Regions from separate parts of the Homo sapiens genome. Here all the other regions are linked to region 3. A link is an interaction called in ENCODE POLR2A ChIA-PET data of the cell type or tissue named here. Cell type or tissue: OCI-LY7. All regions are shown on one strand. Links, peaks and the distances in the headings refer to the core of each region. The heading gives the core; the rest is flanking DNA.

Region 1 (7,051 bases), core at 2,580-6,579, 270 kb after region 3:
GAAACAGGCTTGGATGCGACCTTTTCTTTTTACTTTCCATTTTTCTTTCTCTCTCTCTTTCCTTCCTTCCTTCCTTCCTTCATTTTTTCGTGGTGGTGGTGAGACAGGGTCTCACTCTGTCACCCAGACTAGGGTGCAGTGGCACAATCACAGCTCACTGCAGCCTTGACTTCCTGAGCTCAAGCGATCCTCCCACCTCAGCCTCCTGAGTAGCTGAGTAGCTGGGACTACAGGCATGTGCCACCACACCCAGCTAATTTATTTTTTATGTTTTATTTGTATTATTTGTAGAGATGAAGTCTCACTCTGTTGCCCAGGCTGGTCTCGAATTCTTGGATTCAAGCAGTCTTCTTGCCTTAGCCTTCCAAAGTGCTGGGATTACAGGCATGAGCCACTGTGCCCAGCCGCCACTTTTTTTCTTTTTTTTCTTTTTTTTTTTTTATTTGAGATGGAGTCTCACTCTGTCACCCAGGCTTGAGAGCAGTGGCATGATCACAGCTCACTGCAACCTTCACCTCCCAGGTTCAAGCAATTCTCCTGCCTCAGCCTCCGGAGTAGCTGGGACTACAGGCGCATGCCACCACGCCTGGCTAATTTTTTGTATTTTTAGTAGAGACAGGGTTTTACCGTGTTAGCCAGGATGGTCTCGATCTCCTGACCGCGTGATCCACCTGCCTTGGCCTCCCAAAGTGCTGGGATTACAGGTGTAAGCCACCACACCTGGCCCCAGCCTCCATTTTTTTAATGGCAATATATTCACATGGTTTGAAAATCAAAAGATATATAATAAGGTTACACAGTGACAATCCTCAGCCTTTTGCTTGCTCCCTGGTTACCTAGTTCCCTTCTCCTGAGGCAACTGATTTTTGTAATGTTCTTATATATCCTTCCAGAGATACTTTATGCAACTAGAAATATATACACACACAATTTTCTTTATCCTTACCACCCCTCTCCACAAAGGTAAATAGATTACACAAATAGATTACTATACAAACTGTACTGTAGTTTGCTTTTAACATTTAATATATCTTACAGATACTCTTACTTGTGACATGACTTTTTTAATGGTGAATCCAAAGACTATACAGCAATGTCTAAAAAAAAAAGATTCAAAAGTATATACGTGTGTGTGTGTGTGAGTTTTGTGCATAAGTTATGATGTCAACTATGACAAACAAATGAATATTGCAATTGATGAAAGCTGCTGGGTAAGGATGGTGGGATTATAGGGTCATTCTTTTTGTTTCTCTCTCCTCCTACGCCGTGTGTGTGTGTGTGTGTTTGTCTCTGTGTGTGTGGCCAAAACATGGTTATGTTTTTAAATTCTAAAGACCTTATTTCAGTATGTGAGGTATATTTTCATTTTGGTAGAGTTCTTTCCTGGCCCTTTCATATGCATCAGCATCTGTTTCTTAAAATACTTGAGTCACTTTATTGGTGAAGGCTTCCTCCACCACTCTAAAATTGCAGCATAACTCTCTCACCCCATCCTGGCCCTCCCCCTCACCCTTCCCGGCTATATTTTCCCCGGAGAGCTAATCAGCACTGGACACACTGTGTAGCTGTTATGTCTGCCTCCTCCTCCGGAATGTAAGCTCCTTGAGGACAAGGATGGGTGTGTCTTCTGTTCAGGGCTCATTCTCCAGCACGTGGAATAGGCCTGGCACAGACTAGGGGCTCCATCTATCATTGCTGGATGAATGAGTCCTCACCATCAGCCCCAGCAACCCAACCCACATGCTCTCTGGCTCATGCCTGTAACCACTAACCAGAGCACCTGCAGATAACCAGTAACCAGAGCATCTGCAGCTCTGTCCTCTGCTTCCCTTTTCCCTCCCCACTCTGGCAACTCTGGAAGACCACTCCTCCCTCCCAGGTCTGGATCTCACCTTAGGGATCCATTCCTGCAAGTGCACCCTCCCTCTCTCCTGCAATATGAGCTTATCTTCTATATTGGATTATACACTTGGACATACAAACTTGCCCTCATATCACACATCTTTCAAAAAATAATCACATGTCCTTCCTGCTACTGCCATTTTTCTCAACTCCACAGCCGACTTCTCAAAAAGCGCTGTCTGGGCTTGCTGGTTCCGCTAATTCACCTCTGTCTTTCCTGAACCTGCTTCCATTGTATTTTCAGTAGTGGCCAGTGGGGCAGCGGCGGCAGCAGTGAGCACATGGCAGGGGGGGCAGTAGGGCAGCAGTAAACAGAGGCCGCAGAGGTAGTGGGGTAAGCACAGGGTTTCTGAAGAGGCCCTGGGCAGGTCCTGGTGTCCTCCTATCTCTCTGGCCATTATACCTTAGTCTGCTTTGCTCTCCCCCATCCTCTCCTCTGCCTCCATTCACTCCCCAGGTAATCTATCCTGTGGTTTTAACTACCAGTCTCTATGCTGATGACTTGGAGTTTACGTCTCCAGCCTGGACTTCTCCGTTGAGCTCCGGCCTCATATATCTACCTTCCTACATGACACCTCCTTTTGGAGTCATCCTTGACCCCTCTTTGTTTTATACCTCACATCCAATCCATCAGCAGATAACGCTGAGCCGACCTGTAAAATATATCTGCATCCCATGCCTTGAACCCCTTCCATTGCTCTTCCCTGGCCCTATGTCGCCAGACACAGCAATGGCCTCCTGCCTGGGGTCCTTGCTCCCCAGCTTGCCCCACTCCAGTTACTTTCCCTGAGCAGCCAGCAGGATCCTTTAAAAATATGAATCAGGTCATACCACTCTTCTGCTCACAAACCCCTCAGCCATGTTCCAGTCCCATCACACTCTGAACAACAGCCCCTAAACCCTCTGGGAGGGCAGCCAAGGCCAGAGACTTCCTCTAGCTTATTATTAACTAATTGTTTAATTAACTAATTCATTATTTATCCCTTAAATATTCCCTGCATACCTCTCACAAGCCAGGCTGGTGCTGAGGATATAGAAGGGATGCAATGCGGCCCCTGCTCTAATGCTGGCTTCTGGGACGGGACCTGCCCTGGGATGGCAGTGGGGATGGGAATCATGGTTGAGGAGTGTCCAACACTGTTTCTTTTTCTTTTTTTTTTTTTTTTTTTTTGAGATGGAGTTCTGCCCTCGTCGCCCAGTCTGGAGTGCAATGGTACAATCTCAGCTCACTGCGACCTCTGCCTCCTGAGTTCAAGCAATTCCCCTGCCTCAGCCTCCCAAGTAGCTGGGATTACAGGTGCCCGCCACCATGCCCAGCTAATTTTTGTACTTTTAGAGATGGGGTTTCACCATGTTGGCCAGGCTGGTCTCAAACTCCTGACCTCAGGTGATCCATCAACCTTGGCCTCCCAAAGTGCTGGGATTACAGTGTGAGCCAAAGCACCCGACCCCCAGTGCTGTTTCTTGAAGACTACAGGATGTGTTCCCATGGGGTAGGGTTAGGGGTGCTGAAAGGGGCACTACCCTTACAGGTTGAGGCACCTCCAGTCAGATCTGGCCTGGATCATGGGCTGGGCTTCCTCACAGCCCTTTCTGTTTGAAGGCAGACAGCCCTTGCTTGATGTTCTCTCCTGTTTGGATTTGGCATCACCTACGTGATGTTCGAATACCTTCTGCTGTGGCCCCCTTTTCCCTTCTTTGCTCTGGCCTTGGCACTAAGGTTTTTCTGACTGCTGAAGGTCAGGTAGAAGATGGGGAGGCGGACCACGGAAGAGCAGGTCCTGGGGGCTGGTGGGATGGGAGGCAGGCATGCCCCATCAGCCTCTTCTGCTCCTTTGCTCACTGATTTTACTCAGGGGAGCAGCAGACTTGTGTGAGCACTAAAAAGAACATAATAAAAATGCAGAAAATGAGGTTAAATCCAGGATGGTACTTCAGTTACCAAAGGACAAGCTAAGTAAATGCCGATGGCCAGTGCCAGCACACAGAAGGTCATAGGGTGATGTGAGTCCTCAGAGCTCCCACCCACCGGAGGCAGCCCTTGGGCGGAGGGGCAGTGGGGCAGGCCCGGAACAGCTCTGATGGTCCCTTCCTCTCTGGCTTCAGAAATGCCAAGCTGCTTCCACAAAACCATCTCAGGGGAAAATCATTATCTACGGACATTATGCAATTTTCCCATCGAAATTACAAGCTGTGTTTGAAAAGAAATAAAAAGAAATTGAATTTGAAATGCTTCTGTGCAAACGCATCATCTTCTAGTGGATCTGCTAATGGGCTTCAGATACTTTCTCTTGCTCTAAAATAGTTGATCAGACAGCAGCTTGTGATGGTGGCTGCTTCCCGGGGAACGGGGCATAGAATGAGCACTTATGAACGGCCAGCCAGCCCACCTGAGCCAGGTTCAGAACCTGTGAGCTCTGACCACGGTTCCCAAAGTGGTCACTGTATGCTGTCCCTTCCCCTCCTCTACCTGGCAGTGCTGGCACGGCTCTATGCTGGGACTCTCACTGCTCCTCCAGCGCCTCCAGCTGACACCCAGGTCGATGAGTGTCACTTCACACTGCGCTGGCTCCATCCTAGGTCCAGGGAGTGCCCACGGACTGGGCCTCGGAGGACACCAGCCCCTTCCTCATCACAGCCTCTCATTCACCCAACAAGTATTAGTTAAGCGTGTTCCCAACACAGATCTAAACACTGATAGTACAGCAGTGAGCAAAACAGACAAACACCCTCGCCCTCTTGGAGCTTCCATTCTAGCAGGGGGAGATAGACAATAAAAAGTAAATAAGGCAGGACATGGTGGCTCACGCCTGTAATCCCAACACTTTGGGAGGCTGAGGCAAGCAGATGGCTTGAGCCCAGGAGTGTGAGGCCAGCCTGAGCAACAAAGCAAGACCCCATCTCTACAACTAATTTTAAAACTAACTGGGCATGGTGGTAGGCACCTGTAGTCCCAGCTATTTGGTATGCTGAGGGTAGAAGGATGGCTTGAGCCCAGGAGGTCATTCTACAGTGAGCCATGATTATGCCCCTGTACTCCAGCCTAGGCAACAGAGAAAGACCCTGCCTCAAAAAAAAAAAAAAAAAAAAAAAAAAAAAGTAAGCAAAATGCACAGTCAACTGGACAATGGCAAATGTTATGAAGAAAAGATAGTGGGATAAAGGAATAGGGATGCTGAGTCAAAAAGGGGGCAGGGACCTGCCATGGACATCAAAGTCCTCACTGAGAAGTTGACATTTGAGCAAAGACCTGGAGGAAACAAAGGAGAGAGTGCTCTGGTATCTGGGAGAACAGCATTCCAGGCACAGGGAACAGCAAGTGCAAGGTGTGCCTGGCATGTTTAAAGATACATAAGAAGTCCAGGATGCCGAAACCCAGGTTGTGGAAGAGTAGTAAGAGATGAGGCTCAGGAGGACAGGCAGACCATGGAGGGTGTGGGGGACCAGAGCAAGGTCCTGTCTGCTGTGAGATGCAAAGCCACTGGAGGATTTTGGCCAGAGGAATGGCATGATATGACTGCTGCACGAACAAGAGTCTGGAGGAAGGGAGGGGAGGTAGAGAGACCTGCTAGGAAGCAACTGCACTCATCTAGCTGAGCGATGATGGTGGCTTGGATCAGGATGGAGGCAGGCAGGAGACGGAAAGTGGTTGGATCATGAAGATATTTTGGAAGTGGAGTTGACAGGGTGTGCCGATGGATCAGTTGCAGGGTGGGAGAGAAAGAGGCATCCAGGGTGGATGGAACTGAAAGTACGGCATTGCCATGTAATGGGATGGGAAGAATGAAGGAGGCTGGGCTTAGGGAGGGGAAGATCAGGAGTTTGGTTTCAGGCACGTTGTTGAGTTTGAGATGCCACTTAGATACCCAGATGAAAATGTTGAGTGGCTGATATGCAAGTCTAGAGTCAGAGGCTAGTTTGCAATAGAAGATTACAGCTTAGGAATCATCAGCATATACACAGTTGGCTTTTTAAGGCAGGGGACTAAATGAAATCACCAAGGGAGTGTGGATAAAAGAGAAGACCAAAGGCTTGAGCCCTGGGGCACTTCAAGCTTTAGAGGAAAGTGAATAGGAGTCAGCGAGGGAGACTGAGAAGGAAGAGTTGATGAAGTGGAAAGAAAATCAGAGGCAGCAAGTCCCAGAGCCAAGGAGAAAGCTTTTCAAGGCAGAGGGAGTGAGTGACCAGCTGTGTCAAATACTGCTGAGGGGTCACAAGAGCTGAGAGCTGGGCACTGACTTTGGCTTTGGCACGGAGAGGTCACTGGTGACCTTGACGGGAGCAGTGAGTCTGCTGTCAGAGGAGAGGTGAGTCTCAGTTGCCTCACCTGAGAAATGGGGACACCCTCCTGCCTTCCTCAGAGAGCAGCAGTGCAGACCATGGGCAAACTGCAAAGTGCCACCAAATATGAGCTGTTTTATTTATGACCTGAGAAGCCCAGAGGCTGTTGAAATGAGGGGAGGCTACTGTTGGGCACAATTGGTTTTAAAGATGCTTACAGCCCCGTTATCACCTCATAAAATGGCTCATTTCTTGCTACTCATCACCAGAACACTCACCCAGGCATGAAAAAGTTACCTTCAGAGGTAGAAGCTGTCAGGATGGATATTTTTTGTGCATGGCAACTGGGAAAGAGAAAAAGCAAATAATGGGGCCAAATAGTGCTCACCGGGGTCTCCACGCAAGATTCCAGACACTGCTCTCCCAGAGGGAACCCCAGTGATCCTGTGCCTCAAAGCAAGGGCTCCTTGGAGAAAGCCACCAACCAGGGTCAGCTGTGCTCTCACTGCAAAATGAGCAACATGGGGGAGGGAGGAGAGAAGGATGGAGAAGAAGGACAGTCAGGGAAAGTGGAAAGAATGTGAGTTTGGAGTCAGATACACATGCGTTGGAATCGTGGTTCCTGTGTGGTCAGCAAATGACCTGACTCCTCTGAGCCACAGCTTCCTCATCTGCAGTGGACAGCGTGATAGCTATTTCCAAAGCTTTCTGTAAGAAACAAGCTGTTGAATGGGGGAATGCACACTGTGTGTGTGGCTGCGTATCACTGCATTTGCAATTAGTGGCACTGGGTTTTCCCCTGTTTAGTAGCAGACAGTTTTTCTTCAGCCCAAGGAGCCTGTGCCTTCCCGGCTTCATCAAACCGGTC
Region 2 (7,051 bases), core at 412-4,411, 270 kb after region 3:
CACCAGCCCCGACCCTAGACTCACAGTCTTACTTTCTGTTCTGCTCAGACCACCCTGTTTATCTCCTGGTATTGATGTAATTGCTGCCTCCAGAACAGATCTGTCCCAGATCTGTTTTCATTCCACATGAACCCGCTTCCCTCCAGACCTGACCTCAGCCCATGGCCTGTTAGGGGATATGCTCTTCCCATTTGGTACCAGTAACTGTGAGGTACAAGTACAGCTGTTGTATCCCCACAATATGCTTACAAAAGCAAAATGGAAGATGAATATGAGTGACCTGTAGTATCTTTGGGTTTTTTCCTATTTTAATTGGTATGTCTTTAGAAAAGTGTTGGCATCATCCAAATGAACCATGAACGATGGATGCCCTGAGACACTTTGTTTGAAAAGGGTCCTGTGGGAGCTGAGAAGGGGCTCTAAGTATTCTTGAAAGTTCCTGTCTGTGCCTTAGAGACTTGTTAAAATAAGCTTTTCATTTAAGTCTGAAGTGTGGGTTGCTTACTCTGAATTTAAGTCCTTCATTCTTCAGAATGTGAAATGCCCAGGGCCCTAGTGCCCCCATCCAAGCTACATAAGCCTTCCATCATATGCTCCCTGGGACTCAGAGCTTGGCTTTCAATGGAGGCAAGTTCTCCTGAGGCTTTGTGGGTTTGTACCTGCAACTGTGTGCTCCAGTCTCTGTACTCAGGCAGCGCAAGTCAATTCTGATATGAACTTACCCTGAATGTAAGTAAAAATAAGAATGATCAGTAATTTTTGTGGAGCACCTGCTATGTGCCAGGCACTTCATTGCCACATTACATGAGTTGTCATTTAGTCCCCCTAACAAGCACATGCAGAAGATCCTCTTTTTACCCTATTTCACAGATGAGAAAACTAAGAGAGGTCACAAGACTTGCCAAAAAACAGAGTTTGGCAGGGCACGGTGGCTCACACCTGTAATCCCAGCACTTTGGGAGGCCGAGGCGGGCAGATCACTTGAGCTCAGGAGTTTAAGACCAACATGGGCAATGTGGCGAAACCCCATCTCTACAAAAATACAAAAATTAGCCATGAGTAGTGGTGCACACCTGTAGTCCTAGCTACTCAGGAGGCTGAGGTGGGAGGATTGCTTGAGCCCGGGAGGCTGAGCCTGCAGTGAGCTGAGATCGTGCCACTGCACTACAACCTGGGTGACAAAGTGAGACCCTGTCTCAAAAACAAAACAAAAACACAGAGCTAGTAAATGGTACCATTAGCATATGACCTCAGGTATGATTCCAGAGCTTATGCTTCTCAACTATGCTACTTTCCTGCCTGCTGGATTCATAAACATTAAAAAGATGGATAGTATCCCGTGTGCCCTAAATTGAGAACATGGGCACATACACATCCTTGCTGGGAGTAGAAATTAGTACAGACATTTGGAGGGCAATTTGGTAGGGCAGACCACAGTTTTAAATTTGCTTCACATTTTGATCACTCCTATGACTCAATGATACAGGAATCCTTGGATGTATGAGCAAATAAATACGTACATGAGTCTTCATCACAGCATCATTTATGAAAACAACTAAATATTTACTAATGGTGCCAGTGGAATCAATTAGAGAACATCCCCTGCTACATAACTCTCTGCATACATCAAAGAGAATGGTGTGGCTTTGCTTTTTCAACAATCTACTGAGCGGCCGTAGGCATGGTGATATGGCCATGAATGAGCAAGATTCTCTCTGATCCTTATAGAAGTTAAGTTCTACCAGATAACTTGCTGCTTCAACAAAAATATTTAGCTTTTTAAATAAATGTGGTAGAATGCTCCTGCTTTCTTGTTTCATTTAACTCAAATGATCACCAAAAAAGAGAACAATAAGCTGTTGACCCTGCAGATGTTGTGTAACCACTAGATGAAAAGATTTACAGCAGGAAGCTGTCATGCCCACACATATGGTCCCACCATCCTTGGAGCCTCCATAGGTCTAAATGGAGTTTCATCACCATAAATAAATGGTAATGTAGGTTCCAAACTATACTTGTGGAGTTATACATTTGATCTTGGCCAAAAGGCCAAGAAGCAATATTGTGTGTGTGTGTGTGTGTGTGTGTGTGTGTGTGTGTGTGTGTGTGTAGTTATATATTACAAAAGCAAAATCACTATATCAGCTGGGACCTGTAAACCAGAATTTAACTGTAAAGCAAGGTGAATCTGCATGGCCAGCTAACTTGGCAGCCACCTTCACTCCACCCACATTGATTTTATTTTCTAGTGAAATATTTCTTCAAGAGCAAACAGACTGTCATCAGACAGTATCTCATTACCAGGATCTGATATCTTGGATTTCCTTTTTCTAAGTCTTGACCTGGCTTGCCATAATTTGAAGATATCCAACACTTTAAAAATCAAAAAAGAGAGCTAAGATATATAGTATATAGTGTACATAGTATGTAGTACGTACTGATGGAAAGTTTCCCGTGATATGATATTAAGGAAATATTTTAAAGTCATGGTACAGAACAAGATATTCAGTATGACACAGATTTGGTGGGAAAGCTAAATATAATGCCTGCACACACACACACACATCCTTACATGTGCATCGTAGAAGATCTGGAAAGATACACACCATGCTGTAATATTCTGGAAACGGAGAAGGAGACAGAAGGCAGGGTTGCTGTTGAAGTAGACTGTGTTCAACATTTACATTGTGAGTTTCTGTGATGCTAAAATTTTCCACAATGTGTGTATTATTCTGGAATTAAAAATCAAAGAAAAAAAAGTGGAGCAGAACTAGATGATGAGGACCCCATAAGCAAAACTCAGGAAGTAAGAAATTGTCATGGAAGTTGTGAGGAGCCTTTGAAGGGTTTTGGCAGGAGACAGATACCGTCAGATTTGCAGCAAGTGGAGGATGAATTGGGGGAAGCAAGAAGATACTGGAGATGGGGTGGCCAGAGGGGAGACTGTGGAAGGAGGTGAACACAGGAATCCTCAGCCTGACTGGTGTCGGGGGTGAAGGGAGCTGCTGGTGTTTGGCACCCGGCTCAGGCACGCCTGAGCTGTGCCTTCAACCCAGGCTGGGCTGCTGGAGGAGGAGCAGGACTCTGAGGTCAGAGGAAGGGCTCAGCCATGAGGCATATGAGATGACTGGAGGAAAACCAGGTCTGGGGAGACATGGAGCTGGCACTCAGGAGACAGATAGGTTGTGTTCCATATATGACTTCAAGATAAACAACTTCTCGGTCATTCAACAGATATTTCTTAGGAGGGAAGAAGGGATACACTGTAAACAAATAAATATATTTCTCAGAGCATGAGAAATGTAACTGCTCTGTTGGGAAATGCTTTGCCTGCAGACATGTGAATGTTGGGGTGTCTGTGCATCCCAAGATTTTTTTCATCTGATGGAAAGAGGGTACCCCGGGGAGCCTGAGCCTAGGAGGAGGCTGCAAGCTTCCTGGGTGGCTCACCGCCGCTGCCCTGTCCTTGTGGGCCCTTCCCCTCACCCAGGACTGTCTGTAGGAGCCCAGACCACGCTGGGTCTGGCTAAGCCAACTTCCTCTGCACCACCACCACCCAGCAGCCCCTTCCTGCATGGTAAATGGGAAGCCATGGACCAGAAAGCTTTTTATAACCTCTGGGCCTGAGCCTCAGAGACACCACTGTCCTCCTTCCTTTCAGTTTCCATGGGGCTGTGGGATTTTCTAGGCAAGGTACCCAACCAGGGAGAAGGTCACAATGCATTCTAACTGCATTCTAGGCGCCTGCTGCCAGGCACGACTCTAAGGACTGTAGCCTTGTCGCTATGAGCCAGCCAAGCAAGTCTCTTCCCCTGGAACTCAGGGATCTGTTCAGTTGGCAACAAAGCCCTTCCTTCCCCAGCTGGTGACATTCTGGAGTTTTCCACACACAATGGACTATTGTGTCTGAGCACTGCTGGGCCCAGGCCAGGGAAAGGGGCCATACAGGACCAGCTGACTCCACTCTAGGGAAAGCCCCCCACCAGAGCTGAACTTGGACCTGTGGAGGCCTCCAGCCTTGCAAAGATCATGGCACCCCTCACCCGCAGTGTGTAATTGAAAATAAAAACCCAACCAAACCTCAAAGTTGAGCAAAATCAACAAAGTTCTGATTTTTGCCCTATGAAGACCATTCAGTGCTTTCCTTCAAAATGTTAATTATCAAATTATTCCTCAAAAAATTACTTTAGTTTCCCCAGTTATCCCTAAAATAACTTTATGGTGCTTTATTCACCATCCAAAGCAAAACAGAGCCAGAGAACCTGAGGGGCACCACGGGTATGGGGCCTTGGCTTTGTGCTGGCCTCCTCGTCCAAGGGAGTCTGATCCAGCGCATGGGTCTCACCAGCAGGACAGGCGTTGAGGGGACAGTCCTCAGGGCCAGGTGTTAGCCACATTGCAACTCCTGCTGACCCAGCTGGCCTGGAGCAGGCCCCACTCAGTTGCTGGACACAGAGCATGGCTCTGCCCTCTGAAATGGACATGACATGGGAGTCTGGCCAACCAAGGCAGAATCCAGGCCAGATCTCTGCTCTAGTGGGGAAGGGATGGGCTGAGCTGGAAACCAAAGGTGTGACTCAGTGGCCCTTCAGTGTCCAGGACATACCTGGACACTCAGTCCCCTCTCCCGGTATCACTGAGGCCCCAGGGTTCCCCCATCCCAGAGAGAGGTGGCTGTACACCCAGGCAGGAAAAGCCCCAACAGCAGGTGAGGGAGTGGGGGTGAATGGTGTCACCAGGTCAAAGCCCTATTGTTCCCATGAGCCCAGCTCTGTTCACTAAATATTTGTGGTCCTTTTTTGCAGAGTGATGAGGTCCTCACCGTCATCAAAGCCAAAGCCCAATGGCCAGCCTGGCAGCCTCTCAACGTGTAAGTAACACAAGTCCCTTGCCTGGCCTGTCTTATCCTAGCCCCTTCTCAAAGCCACCTACCTAATGGCCACCACATACCAGTTATGCTGTTGAAGTTAGCACTACTTCTCAGTTAACAAGCAGGCAAGATGCTTTCTATGTGCAGAGCATCACACCTGCCCCATCTTCTCAAGGATGCAGGCTCAGGCTCTGTTTTCCCCCAATGGCTTTAATACCACAGCCAGATGTGATGGCTTTAATACCAACTCAGATGGGATGATTAACTGTTCTGTGTTCACTCATGCTCTCAGCCACAACAGACCAAACATGCCCTCACCCTCAGAGCACACAGGTGTACTCATGCTTAGCCAGTCTGATGTGTGGAAAGCCAGATTTACCCTGGGTTCCATTCTCAGTCCCGTTTCTTTTCTGTCTCCTCTATCCCAGAGAGATTTTATCTGCCCTTGAGTCAGGTGACCAAGGGTATGCTGACAGTCCCCAAAACTACCTCCTGCCAAATGGATGGATACAGTGGTATATCCGTCAGGTTTTTGGACAGCTCTCCATGGATGGTCCACCTGGACCTTAAACTCATCATGTCCAAAATGGGTCCCATCACCTTCAAACAAACCTGCTGTTCTCCATGTGGAGAAATATTGAAAGTACAGTGAGTGTCAAAACCCTGTGGATTCTGCCTTCTGGGCAGCTCACAAATCAGTCCTTACTTGATTCTCCTCCCCTTCCTTCAAGCCATCACCCTTTCTCACCTGGACCACGTCACCTTTTTCCTTTGCTGTAGTCTCCCTCAGTCCAATTCCTCATCCACAGTTACTAGAGTGATCTTTTAAGAATCCAAATACCGGCCAGGCGCAGTGGCTTACGCTGTAATCTCAGCATTTTAGGAAGCCAAGGCGGGCAGATCACGAGGTCAGGAGATCGAGACCATGCTGGCCAACATGGTGAAACTCAGTCTCTACTAAAAATACAAAAATTAGCTGGGTGTGGTGGCACGTGTCTGTAATCCCAGCTATTTGGGAGGCTGAGGCAGGAGAATCACTTGAACCAGGTAATCAGAGGTTGCAGTGAGCTGAGATCGCACCACTGCACTCCAGCCTGGTGACAGAGCAAGAATCCATCTCAAAAAAAAAAAAAAAGAATCCAAATCCTCCAGCTAGCCTGGGCAACATGGCAAAACCCTGCTTCTACTAAAAATACAAAAATCTAACTGGGTGTGGTGGCGCATGCCTGTAGTCCCACCTACTCAGGAGGCTGAAGTAGGAGCATCGCCCGGGTCCAGGGAGTCAAGCAGCAGTGAGCCGTGATCGCACCACTGCACTCCAGCCTAGGTGATGGGAATAAGACTCTGTCTCAACAACAACAAAAAAGAATCCAAATCTGTTGTGTCCTCTCCTTCTTCATCCCTCTGTGACTTCGCTTAGTCTCAAGATCAAGTCCACACTCCTTAGTTTAGCGTGCGCAGGTGGGCGGAACACACGTCGGGGTTCATCTCTTGTCCTCCCCATGCTGCACCTCATACAGGCCACCCCGAATCCTGGGCAGTTCCTTGAACAAGCTTTGATTTTGCTCATCCTTTAAAGACGCAAGGCCTGGAGACTGACCCCAAGAAGATGGTTTACGAAGAAGCCTTGGCCAGCCCCTCTAGGGAGTAGTCTACATCCATTAACACCCGTATTGAAGACAGCAACAATGTGAGGAATGTGTGAGATGCTGCTCAGTGGGAGAAAAGGCGAAATCCACAGGATAGGAAGGGAGGAAAGTGCTGGACATTCAAAAGGAAGACGCCCCAGGATAGGGCAGTGGGAGTGAGGGAGGAGGCACACTCATAGCTGACTGCCTGGGAGCAGGGAAGCTACGGCGAGGCACCTGATACCTGCTCATTTAACCATTCAGCAAACTAATGGCTCATCCCCTACTGTGCGCCAGCCCTGCACATGCAGTCCTAGCTCTCTGGAACACTCAGCCAGAGAGGAGACAGACAACAGACCAAGTTGGGCCACTCCAGGTTTTCCCTTTGCACAAGTCCAGGCAGCACCATATAACCTGAATATATAAAATATAATGTCATCATGGCAGCCTTGTATACTCCAAGGGGATAAATGTTAGGGTGAGGAATGGCTCTGGAGCCCCAGAGCAGGGGCAGAACCCTCTCCTGCTGTGTGGAGGAGGGACATGGGGCTGT
Region 3 (5,244 bases), core at 1,245-5,244:
TGAATGAATGAGGTATTTTTTCATATCAGGAGCCTTGCCTAAGACTGTTGCTAATGCAAGCCCAGGAAGATTTTTTCAGTGACTTAGACTAGTCTGAGGTTCAGGCCAAGTGTACCCAGCGTCTCTTTTCACACTAATCCTCCGTGTTTTAGTTGAGCATTGGCAGCTGGTGGCCCTAGCACTGGGAAGGAGATACAGCTGGTATTCACGGGGCCAAAGAGGTTTCAGAACTACCTAAACGTCCAGGGCCAGCAGGTGGGGAACTGGGACTGGATAGGGAGTGTCCTGGACTTTCACCCTACAGGCTACTCCTGCCTAAACAGCCATCTGGACTTTGACACCCCAACTCAGGCTATAGATTGGGCAATCATCTTTTCTCCCTTCTTATGGCTAAAAGACCTTGGAAGAGATCTTGCAGGAACCATGCTGAGGTTTTCCAAGTAAATATCCTGCAATTAGCAAACCTGATTCTGCCACTCAAAGTCCGAAAGAAAAGGTACTGGCCTAGTTTGTGACATTTTCTGTTGGCTCCTTCTTTCTTAGAATAATTATGTTAAAAGTAACTCAAACACATTCTGCTCATTGTCCTGACTTAAGGCTGTGAAGCTGGCATTCCCCTGGTGTTCTATTTGCTTTTTAATTTTTTCATGAATTAGGATTCCTCACAATCCTTGGAATCAATGACTTGTTTTCCTGCCTCAAATCTTTGTCCACAGTATTCCAGTTCATCCCCAAGCAGCTTCTGTTCTTTGTGCCTGCTGTCTAAGTACAGTCTTTAGGTACTCTAGACCGGAATAAAATGGTCACTATTAAAAAAGACTGAAACATGGAGTTTCTTCCCCAAAACCTGAATCCAGTTGAGATCATTATTTTGTCTTTTCCAAGTTGTTAGTATTATATTGATTTCCTTTTCTTTCCCACCACTTCTCTCTACTCTCCCTCCCTCTTCCCACAGTCCCCCCTCCCTCCAACGGCAATAATTGTGCTTTAGAAAGCTCTGAAAGGCCTGCTCTGTTTCTGGCCAGGGCCTCCTTTGAAAAGGAGATTACAGTGATTAAAAATAACAAGTTGAGGATCCTCAAGGGGCTTCCCTTATACAGGAGGACAATTCGCAGGACCAGCCTTTCCCAGATCACAATTTCAAGCCAAACAGAAGAAAATCCACTGAAATATTCAAGAATTGATTGAAAATAAAAGAGGCTCTTTTGTCTTACTGGAGGTCTGTTTATTAGGAAAATAAAGTCAGACTCTGGCTAATGAGAGTGGCTTTTCCTAGATGTATTTTAAAGAGACATTTCAAGGAACTTGATGGGAAAAGAATGTCCAGTAGAGGTTTCAAAAGCTGGTCCAACTTCAAGCATAATTGAGGGGTTTATCCTAAACTGGGAGGTTTGGAGACCTCCAAAGCTGCATGGTTTTTCCTTTGTCCCACACTGAGACACACACTGACCACAGGGGTGGACACCTCAGCCTGGTGGAAAGCGCACAGGCTTTGATGTTGGGTGGGTTGGTTTCAGGTCCTCCTTGGTCACATATTCACTGTGTGATCTCAGGAAGCCACTTCACCTCTCTGAGCCAATTTCTCCATCTGTAAAATGAGGGTGTTTTGATTTTTTCCCAGCATTCCTGTGAGAATTAGAAATAATTCATGTCAAAAGAAATTGTCACACAGTGGTTGCTAAAAAAATATGTTATGAGATGATTATTTTGGAAATAGAAAAATACTTAGCAGCAAAGCCCTGGATAAGATATTGTGTTAAGTTCTTCCGACTCATCTCACTTATTCCTTACAGTACTTTGAGGAAGTTTCTGATCGTTACTGTTTTATGGATGAGAAGACTAAACCTCAGAGAAGTTTATTCCTTATCCATGGTCACACAGCTAATAATCAGCAGAATCAGGATACAGTCTCAGGTCTGTCTGACTCCTAAATCTGTGCTCTTAACCAGTCTTATGTGCTGACTCAATGAAATTAGTTGGGAATAGAATGAAATTCACTCAGCTACCCTCAGCCTTCTGGATGGTGAGCCTTCCTTCAAGGAAAACAGAACAACAAATCAAGATAGTAACTGACATCTCTCAGGAGAATTACTTTATATTACTACAAAGTAATATAAAGTGATAAATCCTTATTCACATTTGCTGTTTTCTCTTATTGGCTTCAGTGTTGCATTTCCCCATAAACTAGAGGATTAATTTAGAAACATGAAGAACCTTGTCAGCCTTTGGCCAATTCCTTTTGTTTGTGGGGAAACAAAAACAAATTGGATAGGAAAAAAAAAACCCAGAAAGAAAAAAAAAAAAAGAAAAAACAGATTTGACTGTTGTTTTGTTTTTACATACAGATGTTATATGACCATGCCTGTAAAATTATATGTTTGGAAAGGACATATTTAGGCTCTAAGAAATTTACACAAGATGAGGTCTTTTAAATAAACTATTTCCTGGATGGTGGAGTTTTTAAAAACTTAAGTGCTGCTGATGATATTATAATTAAGCCACCCCTCCTACCTCTCTTCCCTTTTTTGCACCATTCCCTGCTTTTTTGTTATGTAACTATTTCTAACCATTACTTAAGTATTTAGTTCAAACTGATAATAAAAATTAGAAAATGCAAACATAGCTAATGCTTAATGGTTGTGGAGATTGTTTATTGCTCTGAGTTTTAGGAAATGAAAGAAATAAAAACATACAAAAAAGCATATCAAAATGGAATTTTTCAAGGTTTAAAACTTGAGTACTCCCCCATACACAGATAAGCTGTTTCATTACAGCTGACTCTTTCAGTTGCATCAAGAAGCTATAATCACTGATACGTTTACCACTATGGGCTGGTATATCAGGAGCTTTTCACTCTCACACTGTCCATTTGCTTGTTATACAGACTGTCACATATATATAGGTCAATATCAATTTCTGTTGTGAGGTGGGGGGACTCTTACCATGTTATATTAGTCATAGTACAGGCTAAGCTCATGTTACTAACAGAATCCAAAACACAGTGTTTTAAACAAGAGGTAAATGGGAGATCCAGCATGATGGGAGGCTTTGCTCCATAAGGCCATCCAGGAACCAGGCTCCTTCTACCTTGTTCCCTGACATCTTCTTGCACTCTGCTGTGTAGTTGGTGGCTACTTAGCCGTGTGTAGCTATGAAGTACTTGAAATGTGGCTATTCTGAATGGAGATGTGCTGTAAGTATAAAATACACAATGACTGTTGAAAATTTAGTATACAAAGAGTAAACTCATTAATTGTGTATTATTACATATTAAAATTATAATTGTATAAAGTAAAATACACTAGTTAAAACTAATTTTGCCTATTTTCACTTATGTTAATGGATACCTGGTAACAAAATTAATTTCACCCAGCTTGAGCTTATTTCTACTAAACAGCACTGTTTTAAGTTGCTGTTCTCCTCAGCACCGTTACAGCCGAGGAGAACCTCTGCACACCTGTATTCAGTCAGCATGCAGTGGACTGGGGGGAGAGGAAGTAGAGGACTTCAGTTTTCTTTTAATAATGTGACCCAGAAACTGCACCCAGCACTTCTAAACACACTCCGTTGGCAAAAATTCAGTCATGTGGTCATACCTAGCTGCAAGGAAGGCTGGGAAATATAGCATTTAGCTGGGTAGCCACATGCCCAGCTAAAACTTGAAGAATTTATTTTTCAAAAAGATGAAACAAAGTAAATTTCTAAGGATCATATTAACGGTCTCTGTCACATATTTTCATGCATAGTCATGTAAAAACACAATATATCTTACTTTCTCAGTGAAAGGTCAGCTAGGTGGGTCAACTTGACAACATATAAACTGATGTTCCTGCTAAGAATCAGCAGAGGAAGCCAGATGCAGTGGCTCACACCTGTAACCTCAACACTTTGGGAGGCTGAGACAGGTGGATTGCTTAACCCCAGGAGTTCAAAATCAGCCTGGACAATATGGCAAAACCCATCTCTACAAAAAAAAAAAAAAAAAAAAATTAGCTGGCTGTGGTGTCTCATACCTGTAGACCCAGCTACTCAGGAGGCTGAGGCAGGAGGATCTCTTGAGCTGGAGAAGTTGAGGCTGCAGTGAGTGAAGATTGTGCCAGTGCACCCAGCCTGGGCGACAAAGTGAGACCCTGTCTCAAAAGAAGGGAAAAAGAGCAGAGGCAGGAGTGCTGGGGTGTGTATGTGCAAGCTTATGTTGTGGCTTGTTTTGTCTCATTCTCCTTTCTCAATAAAAGAGGAAGCAGCAAAGAATGAAAGGAATGAGGGTAAGGTAAATCAAGAAAACAAAGGGGTGGTGTGGGAAGAGAAAAAGAAAAATGAAAACCCACTGGGGTATACATTCAGAATGAAAATGAAAGAAAATATTTGAGTATGGCAGAGTCCCATTAGGATGGGACTACAGGGCTAGATACAAGAAGAGCCATGGAAAGCAAACATCACATAAGTCAAAATTAGTCCTTTGAAATTATACGTAAGATATAACCCAGATACCAGCTTCAACCTAGCCTTATCTAAACACCCTACCCCCAATATTCCTGTAAGTGAGGAATAGAAACGAATTGGCATGTATCAATAAGTCTAGCCCTTCTAGTTTCCCTCCAGCATTGGAAGAGAGCAATGTTTCCTCAGTTGAGTAGCAGATAAACCCTTGGTTTGCTCTGACATGCAAGTACAAAATCTTCATCATGTGATGGAGTAAGGGAGCTGAGAGGCTCATCTCATGCTCACTCAGGCACATGCATGCATTGAATGGAGTAGCAAGTGGCCCAAATCATTTAAAGCATTACATTCTCTGTTTTTTCTCCTCCAATAGTGTGCAGTTGTGTTTGATTTTTACCAAATGCACCTCTCTTGGAGCATCTATGGTGTCAGGAAGCTTGCTATATCACATAAAAAGCTTTTTGTGATGCTTGTCAGCTCCTGCTGGTATAAAATGCCCCACTTTTACAGAATGTTTTGGCAGGGATGGAGTTGGGGTGCAGATAGGACAGGGCAAGGAGTTAAGTGAGACCACTAGAAGTCCTTTGTGAGGTCTATGTAGAGCAGGCTTCTACCTTTCGCAGAATATTCATAAATTCCATGAAATGTTCAGGAAAACTTAAGGGACCTACCCACATCCACTGATTTTCTTGAGGCTAGGAGACCCATAGGAAATAACTTGAACCCTCTCTACAGTTGTGGTTGAGATATTTGCCAATATGTCTCATGGACTGGGTGAGAGAAACAGGGAAGAGTTCCAAGAAC

The links. Peaks named below come from ENCODE experiments on the same cell type or tissue, not always from the same donor. Only the 100,000 strongest peaks of a DNase experiment are listed, where the experiment ranks them.
Region 1: POLR2A ChIA-PET joins it to region 3 with 7 read pairs; 3 of 35 experiments call an interaction of 5 or more read pairs at or near these places.
Region 2: POLR2A ChIA-PET joins it to region 3 with 6 read pairs; 3 of 35 experiments call an interaction of 5 or more read pairs at or near these places.

What each region holds. Positions count from the first base shown.
Region 1 is chr11:14,230,707-14,237,757 of GRCh38, forward strand. The region is part of intron 6 of SPON1 (spondin 1); the gene reads left to right. Among named protein-coding and RNA genes, the nearest start is that of RRAS2, 120 kb to the right of the region's middle. RefSeq lists enhancers at 1-414, 6,865-6,914 and a silencer at 88-306. In OCI-LY7, for the core only: no CTCF peak of the experiment used is centred there; no DNase peak of the experiment used is centred there; H3K27ac peaks cover 35 bases.
Region 2 is chr11:14,238,527-14,245,577 of GRCh38, forward strand. It overlaps SPON1 (spondin 1), which reads left to right. Exons shown (of 16, transcript NM_006108.4): 7 at 4,806-4,870. Among named protein-coding and RNA genes, the nearest start is that of RRAS2, 120 kb to the right of the region's middle. In OCI-LY7, for the core only: no CTCF peak of the experiment used is centred there; no DNase peak of the experiment used is centred there.
Region 3 is chr11:13,965,248-13,970,491 of GRCh38, forward strand. The region is part of intron 1 of SPON1 (spondin 1); the gene reads left to right. LOC124902637 (a long non-coding RNA gene) reads left to right here. Exons shown (of 2, transcript XR_007062602.1): 2 at 1,794-2,622. Among named protein-coding and RNA genes, the nearest start is that of SPON1, 5.1 kb to the left of the region's middle. RefSeq lists an enhancer at 761-1,279. In OCI-LY7, for the core only: no CTCF peak of the experiment used is centred there; a DNase peak (open chromatin) is centred at 3,494; H3K27ac peaks cover 763 bases.